Regions from separate parts of the Homo sapiens genome. Here regions 2 and 3 are each linked to region 1. The links are chromatin contacts, found by Hi-C in ENCODE. All regions are on one chromosome and are shown on one strand. Each heading gives the region's core, a stretch centred on a gene start or an enhancer-like site at or near the end of the contact. The rest is flanking DNA. Distances are from core to core; before and after follow the strand shown.

Evidence for each region. Hi-C counts contacts between places; a loop is a spot of excess contacts on that map. Pooled maps may share reads with other maps.
Region 2: a loop to region 1 is called in a map of naive thymus-derived CD4-positive, alpha-beta T cell, with 7 times the contacts of the local background. The contact joins the enhancer-like site here to the promoter of SMIM13 in region 1. A Hi-C loop is called at or near these places in 1 of 168 maps with a recorded cell type or tissue (naive thymus-derived CD4-positive, alpha-beta T cell), 1 of 37 single-sample maps with no recorded cell type and 6 of 50 pooled maps.
Region 3: a pooled map shows a loop between it and region 1 (4-fold over the local background). The contact joins the enhancer-like site here to the promoter of SMIM13 in region 1. A Hi-C loop is called at or near these places in 2 of 37 single-sample maps with no recorded cell type and 3 of 50 pooled maps.

What each region holds. Positions count from the first base shown.
Region 1 is chr6:11,092,452-11,095,151 of GRCh38, reverse strand. It overlaps SMIM13 (small integral membrane protein 13), which reads right to left and starts at 1,318. Exons shown (of 2, transcript NM_001135575.2): 1 at 763-1,318. The coding sequence starts at 838. RefSeq lists enhancers at 629-748, 629-1,170, 1,419-1,628, 1,171-1,711 and a silencer at 849-1,158.
Region 2 is chr6:12,117,992-12,120,691 of GRCh38, reverse strand. It overlaps HIVEP1 (HIVEP zinc finger 1), which reads right to left. Exons shown (of 9, transcript NM_002114.4): 4 at 1-802. Among named protein-coding and RNA genes, the nearest start is that of HIVEP1, 110 kb to the right of the region's middle. RefSeq lists enhancers at 1,294-1,403, 1,414-1,523, 1,242-1,536, 1,554-1,603. Within about 2 kb of position 1,416, at least 3 of the 41 ENCODE cell types and tissues checked have a DNase peak (open chromatin) inside an H3K27ac peak, as active enhancers do.
Region 3 is chr6:12,362,676-12,365,375 of GRCh38, reverse strand. No RefSeq gene overlaps it. Among named protein-coding and RNA genes, the nearest start is that of EDN1, 74 kb to the right of the region's middle. RefSeq lists an enhancer at 1,441-1,760. Within about 2 kb of position 1,320, at least 10 of the 41 ENCODE cell types and tissues checked have a DNase peak (open chromatin) inside an H3K27ac peak, as active enhancers do.

The sequences.
Region 1 (2,700 bases), core at 69-2,568:
CACGTGTTCTACGTACTTTTTAGATTTTCACAATTGCTTAGCCACTTTGCTAAGAGACCTGTGGTTATCAGCTACTATACATGTACAAAGAAATCAAAAAGATCTAAAATTGGGCTACCATTATTTGAAGAAAAAAGTTGAACGTCCTCTCATTCCAAGAAGGAAAATACGCACAGCATTCGAAATAGCACCATTATTATAGAACTGAGAGTTAGGTTACCCGACCCTGCAAGTTTAATATAGCCGGTGTTTCTAAGCTCTGCCTGGTCTCCACATCTCTGCTTGGAATTGAGTTTAAGGCTGAACTCTAAGTAAACAATTTCACGCGTGCTGAAAACCCAACTCTACCCCACTCGCTGATGAAACGAAGGTGACACCTCTCATTATTAAGGTCAGAATCTGTGCAAATGAAAAAGGACCAATCAATCACTTCACCTTCGAATGCAGGCCAAGGTTACAATCTGGGCAGCCTGTGGTGAGAATGAAAGAGCAGACGCTGCCGGTGAAGCAAGGCTGAGTTTCACTCAGAGGCAGGAAGCCCTGGAGCCTGTCCTTTCCCTCCCCAGGATGCCCGAGGGCCGGCCATGAGTAAAGGGCCCACCTCTGCGCTCAGCCCTAGAGGCTAAGGGACAACAGTTGATTTTAAGACAATTGTCCGTCCACGCCCTTTTGTTTTTTTCAAAAAAACAAACAACAAAAAAAACCCCAGCAGATCAGCGACCCGGCGTGTGGAACTGCCTCGCGGCTACCGCCCCCACTCACCGCACACCATCAGCAGCAGGACGATCAGCAGCGTGGCCACGAACACAAGCAGAGTCAGCCCGACGCTGTGCCACATCTTGGGGGCAGAAGGGCAGTCGGCTCGGGGCGGCTGGCGCGGACGGCGGTGAGCGCGGGCGGCGGCGCGTCCTGCGCTTCAGCGGCGGGCGCCAGGCGCGGCTGGGCGCCGGGGCGGCATGGGCGGCTGGCGCCCCCTCGGCAGCGCCCCCAGGGGGTGGGGCGGCGCAAAGGCGGGCACTGTGGGACCGCCCGCCCGCCCGATCCTTTTCCCGCCGGGGTGGCCAGAGCGCGGGAGGCAGGCGGGCCTCAGGGCGCCTCTAGTCCCTCATCGCCCCGGAGAGCCGAGGCCGCGGCACCCAGAGACCCCAGCGGTCGGATGCGCTTCCATGGCGGACGCCGCGCGCCTGTAGGGAGGACAGAGGGTAAGCACGGGTACACACGGCGGCCACAAGGCCCTCGTCGCTGTCCACCCGTGTCTCTGAGACCCCAGGGATGCCAGATGTCAGCGTCGCCCGGCCGCGGCTGTAGCGGCTTCTCCGCCCCAGGCCCCCTACCGCTGGGGCAGCTCATCACCAAGCTCGCCTCCTCCGCGGCGCGGGGTCGGCTGGGAGATGGAGTGCAGAGCCTGGTGGAGTCGGGACGGCGTTGTCTCGCAGGGACTACAACTCCCAGAATGCACCGCCACTCGGGCTTCGCTGCTTTCATTCTCGGGCGGCTCTGCCTTTGGTCTTGCTCAAGTCGCCTCAGTCGGACGACCGTGGGCTGGCCTTCTCCAAAGCCGCGGATCTGGCTGCCCGTCCTGCTGAGGCGCCAGTGAGATTTCAACCATTACTCCGTATACAAAGTCGTTTTGTTTCTAGCCGTAATCGATGAAGTACGGCGAGAGAGGAAAGAGGAGGCGGCTGCCTGAAAAACTGGTTGCTCGTGCACCTAGCCCTGTTGCCGGGGGCGAAGGTTGGCTATTTGGGACTTGGAGGAAGAACTCAGGTCCCTGCCGCAGACGCGGGTCAGGACACGAAATCTCATTTTCCCCCTGCAACAGATGTTATGTTCTATCTTTTCGTAAGTAAAGCATTTCAGAAATGGCCCGCGGGTGACTTAAGGACAGCTGCACTGCCCTCAAATCACCTGCCTGAGTTGTAAGTTAGACCCAGCTGCCTCCTTGAGACCAAGCTTGGAGATTTTGCCGCACTGGCTTACACCTCTACGAAACAAGACACTGTAGTAATCTCAACTACTGTATCTCCACCCAAAATTGAAACTCCCCACTTCCGCCAGATTACATTCATTTGTTAAAGAGGTGCCCCCAGAAGAATAGAGGGTAAATGTGTCCCTCTTTTAGAAGGAATCAGAGCCTTCGAGTTTTCCTGTGATTCTTTTGCTCCCTGAGATACCTTTTTACTCTTCTAAAAATTACAGTTTCCTGTCTTCTGTCTCCAAAAACAAACACAAAAGTTCTAAGCAGCAATCCCTTGATTTAATAAATGTATCCTGCCATACCCAGCTGCCCTACTATGTGAACTGTATTCCCTAAGAAGCAACATTAGGAACAAATACCATGTATAAAAATACATTAAAGGATAATTACTTGCTTTGCAACAGATTTAATATAGATTCCTGTGAAGAGAATGAACCCAGTGCAATTAAGATATATTTACAAAAAATCAGTGTGTGCTTTTTTCATGGGTGGTTCAATTATGTTGCATAATTAAAACACATTTTATTAAAAGCCAGTTGAAAATACGCGTCAGGGCTAGGCGAGGTGGCTCACGCCTGTAATCCCAGCACTTTGGGAGGCTAAGGCGAGCAGATCACCTGAAGTCAGGAGTTCGAGACCAGCCTGGCCAACATGGTGAAACCCTGTCTCTACTAAAAATACAAAAATTAGCCGGGGGTAGTGGTGGGCGCCTGTAATTCCAG
Region 2 (2,700 bases), core at 167-2,666, 1.0 Mb before region 1:
TGATTATGTTGGTTGGATTTGGGAACAAAGTGTTCATGTTGATGATACAAATGAGAAGCTGACTGCATTGCCCCTTGCTCATTCTTCTGAGCAGCAGACATATGGACTGTGTATGAGGTACAAGAAGACTGTGATTCAGCAACCAATTCCTGTGAAGTCTGATTTGGGGCATCCATTGAACTGTTTTTTAATTTGGGAGGGGAACGTGCAGTTTTATTTGGCCTCAGTTTTTCTGTCTTAATTGCACAAGGTGAGCCCTTTTGTGACAAGGTGCTCAGTTCTGGCTCCATTGCTTTCAGTAAGACATCGAATGCAGTGTTTGTATAGGAGGGGGACGTAGTGCCACAATGAGAAGAGATGCATTCGCTATTGTCAGTCCTGGTTTTACTTGACAAGGAACTTGAGTCACATTGTTCATCGAGGTCACTGAATTTGGCAGGATCAGCGCCTTCGGATCTCCATCTACGCAGTTCAGATGGTTGCTGCAGAAACAAGGGCTTCTTTGGGGAGACAGATTCTTCAGATTTTGAGGCTTCAGCAATTATTCCAGGTGTTTCTCCATTTTGTTTGGTAAACTGCTTCCCATTTTTTACAGGAATATAATTCTGTTTCTTGTGAGACTCCGAAGCACTATGAAGAACGGCGAAAGATGACTCTTCTGTATTTTGTTTATGTTTTGCCTGAAGAGGATTTCTCAGTGGGGATTTTGGTATTTTTTTCAGGTGATTCTCAGCTACGATCTTTTTGCGTTTCACACCTTTAAGGGATTCCGAAGTTCCTTTAACACCAGCCTGTAAGATTTCTGGAAAAAACAACAACAACAACAAACAATTGGTAACATTGTACATACACCAACTATAATTTTTTGAAAATTAAGATTACTATCATAAGGACATTATGACAAGTGAAGAAAGTATTTAAGGAAAGTCTATTTTTTAAATAAAATTGCACTTCTGCATTCCGGAAATTGAACAATGATGCCAATCAAAATCTATTGAAACACTCATTCAAAGACCTAAGTGTGCATTTCTAGAATGCTTATGTTCCTTTCTTGAATAATCAACATCCTGGAACTAGATCTTTCAAAACTGAATTATCTTTCCCCTTTTCACTATCATACTTAAACAGTGCTCCATGGGGTTAAAGAAACTGGTAACTAACAAGAAGTTTTGAGCTTGTCTTACAGCACTGCAGATAAAGAAACAGCTTGTTAGAACTCCCTCTGCTTGTAACAAAACTGGTTGACTGGTTGAAGCTGGTTGGAACTGGTATGGCTGATTGGGATCTGCACAGAATAGACTTCTTGCCAGATGAGGGACTTTCTGATATCAAAGCCAGTATTTTCACCACAGGTTTCACACCAACTCCCTCCGAATTTGCAAAGGCAACCCATGAGGAAGCACGAAGAGACAACTGTGCCTGCTCAAGGGACTTTCCAAACCTCCCCTCCCTTTCCAACAATCATTAACCAACCCCAAAACTCCTCCTCCAGCATCTCCTCCTTTTATATACTGCTTTAAGCTGGTAAGGGAAGACAGAATTGAGCCCATCTCCTGCATGGCTGCCTTGCCATTAATCTTTCTCTCTATAAAAATCCAGTGATTCAGTGTTTGGCTTTTCATTGTGTGCAGACAAATGGACCTAGATTGGCTTGGTAGCAATACCTGAGGACTCTGTCTACACAACAGTCTGAGAAGGCTGGCCAAAAAGAAGAAAATTCAACCCTTTAATGCTGAGTATTTGACTGTCTTATCTCATTAAGGTTCTTTTAAAACAAACTTTTCAGCAAATTTCTAAGTATGCAAAACTGATATTTTCAGGAGAAAAGGGGCTGCTAATATAATTTCTAGAGCAGACCATAGTCAGGACAGCCATGAAGTATTGCTGATGTAGCAATTATATCAATGAACAGAAAATTATGAAACTAAAATAATCCACTTATTTGTGGTTTCTTACCAACAAAATTAAAAAGTCATAAGGTTGTAATGGGCCTTGGTTTAAAAAAAATCACCACTTTAACTCAACAAAATATTCAATGGCTATGTTTCTTTGTCATTAGCAATAGGTAGGGCAGGTAGGCAGGTAGGGAGATAGGCAGAAAGAAGGTAAAACTTATTGCAAGAGAAATGAAATCACCTTAATTTCTAGTTGTGTTGGAAATAAATCAGTATTTAAGTGACAGTGCCCACAATCTATCAACTACTGTATTTTTGAGCAATAATTACTTGCCATGATTTACTTTGGTTTCCATTTGTTGGATTGTTGGGCATATGAACAAAAAATATTCAATCGTATATTACTCTATTTGTAGAAAGCCAACTACTTAATTCTCCACTATTTTCAAATAGCTGTTGCAACGTACATATTTGAAATTCATATTAGACCAAAATGTCTACACTGTAATAACTACTTATTGAGAATAAAATTTACATTAGAAATATTCTAGTAATATTGTGACATCAGTTTATATGCTCTCATATCATAGTTTAATGAAAAAAATGCATACTATTCCATTAAAGATATATTTACCCACCATAATAAAAAAAAAAACAAAAGGGGGTCTCATAACTAAAATATTTGAGCTAAAGAACAATAGAAAAAAGTATCAGTATTATTCACTTTTACAAAATGTTGAACAAACATTTTTTTATTCTCCAATCCACTCACTCATGAAATGATGTTTTCCCACTGGTTTTCCCT
Region 3 (2,700 bases), core at 71-2,570, 1.3 Mb before region 1:
AGTCATGGTGAGGTTAGAAGGTTAAGGGAGCCTGCCCTGCAGAGAAATTTGCAAAGATTAACTAATGCAGACAACAAGTGTCCGGAAGAGCAGAGAAATGTGAGGTCTACTTTATGGGGAAAGCTACCCAAGGCAGACAGGAGGAAGTTTCAAGCACAATTGGACAGTATCTCAGAATTGTGTGGATGTGTGTGTAATAAGAAGTATACATAAAAATCTACATAATATATATTTTATATATAGTATGGGTTTTTACATACTGTATATAACTGTATATATACACACACATAACAGTGTGTGTGTGTCTGCATATGTGTGTGACTATATATGTCTGTATATATGTTACGTGTATGTATATGTGTGTGTATATACACTGTTACATACACACACACACACACACACACTGTTGTGGGCTAAACTGTGTCCCTCTAAAATTCATATATTGAAGTTCTAATGCTCAGTACCTCAGAATGTGACTGTATTTGGAGAAAGAATCTGTAAAGAGGTAATTAAGGTAAAATGAGGCCATATGTGTGGGTCCAAATCCACAACAATTGATCTCCTTATAAGAACAAGAGATGTAAGACACAGACACACACAGAGGGAAGACCCTGTGAGGACACAGGAGAAGACGGCATCTACAAGCCAAGGAGAGAGGCCCCAGGAAAAACCAAACCTGCCAACACCTTGATCTTGAACTTCCAGCCTCCAGAACTATAAGATAAATTTCTGTTATATAGGACACCCAGTCTGGTATTTTGTTATGGCAGGCCTAGCAGACTCTCTCTCTCTTTCTCTCTTTCTCTCTCTCTCTTTCTCTCTCTCTCTGTCTCTCTCTCACACACACACACACACAGACACACACACACACACACACACACACAGGTTGGCCACTAAGTCTGAAAACACAGACAAACATATTTTAAAATATTTATTGTTTTCCTACTACAAAGAATGATAAAATGATATTATCTAAGAGTCAAGATTTTATGGCCCGCTCTATAGGCATAAACGTCTCGGCCTTCTCCCTGCACAGGGGGAAGGGAGGGTAAAGTAAATATCGAGTCAACGATAAGGCTGAGAAGGAGCCTAAGAAGTCTACTGCACAGTGCTTGGCCAGATTTGGGGGTGAATGTTCCGTTTCCCCAAGAATAGCTTCCTTAGAGTTCTTTTTCCTCAGATGCCATTAGGCTCTCTTCAACCTTGTCCCATGGCATGGCCACACTCGGCCCCCACTTGGCCTTTCACCAGGCACCCTCCATGCGGCTTTGGACGTCTCCGTGCTCTGTGAATGCCCTTCCCAGACATTCTCCAGCAAGGCCTCAGCTGAGGGGGAGGCAGGGCAGGGCTATGCCTGTCTTGAGTTGGTTAATGATTACCAAGAATCTGGAAATCCTTCTACCATGGTTATGCACAGAAACTGAAATGTCAAATTAAAAACAGAACCCCTGAGATAAGAAGAAAGTGGGACTGAGAAGCAAGAGCCCAGCTTGACCAGTGAGGCTCTGGAAAATCTGTGGTTTTGGGGGACAAGAAAAAGTTCCTGTTTTTTGCGGCAGTAGTGATTATAAAAATAGCAGTGTCATCATTTTGTTCAATGAGGAAGTCCAAAAATAAATATATGGGGTGAGCTAATGAAGGACTTTCCATGACATCTCAGGTCACAGAAAGGAAAGAAAGGGGAACTTCTATATTTAAAGGTCCTATTATAACAGGAGCTATGTTTCTTTCCTATTTTTTTTTTTTTTTTTTTTTTTTTGAGATGGAGTTTCACTCTTGTTGCCCAGGCTGGAGTGCAATGGTGTGATCTCCATTCACTGCAACCTCTACCTCCTGGGTTCAAGCAATTCTCCTGCCTCAGCCTCCAGAGTAGCTGGGATTACAGGCATGTGCCACCACGCCCCGCTAATTTTGTATTTTTAGTAGCAACAGGGTTTCACCATGTTGGTCAGGTTGGTCTCGAACTCTTAACCTTAGGTGATCTGCCTATCTCGGCCTCCCAACGTGTTGGGATTATAGGCGTGAGCCATGGCTCCTGGCCTGTTTCTATAGCTTATCTCATGTAATTTTGACCATAATCATATAAAGTAGACTTTATTATTCTTATTTTGTACAGGAAGAGCTGAGAAGTTAGGTAATACAGACATTGTTGGTTGAATGACCCAGCAGACCTTCCCATCCTTTTCTGTCTGCTGCCTTTCTCGATGGAAGTTGGAGATGGTACATATTCTCCTTTTCTGCCTTCTTTGCAGCTGTAGATGGCCTGACTACATGACAAAGTTCTAGCTAATGACATATATATGTATGCAGAATAATCCCAAATTTACATCTACGGCCTGGACTTCTAGTCTATATCAGAACTTAAGTATCCAACTGCCTACTCAACATCCCTATTTGGGTAGCTACTAAGAATCTCAGCCTAACATATCCACTTCTGTTCTCCTGTACTTCCTGGCTATAGCTGCCTCTGTTCGTTCTTGTCATGCAAGTAAAGAGCAACTCATTGCTCCAGGTGCACAGAACTGCAAACTCAGCCACCCTTGCCCCTCTTTCTCTCACACTCTGTATCAAGAGTATCCAATCTTTTGGCTTCCCTGGGCCACATTGGAATAAGCATTGTCTCTGGTCACTCATAAACACACTAACAATGGCTGAAGAGTTTTTAAAAATCACAAAAACATCCCATAATATTTTAAGAAA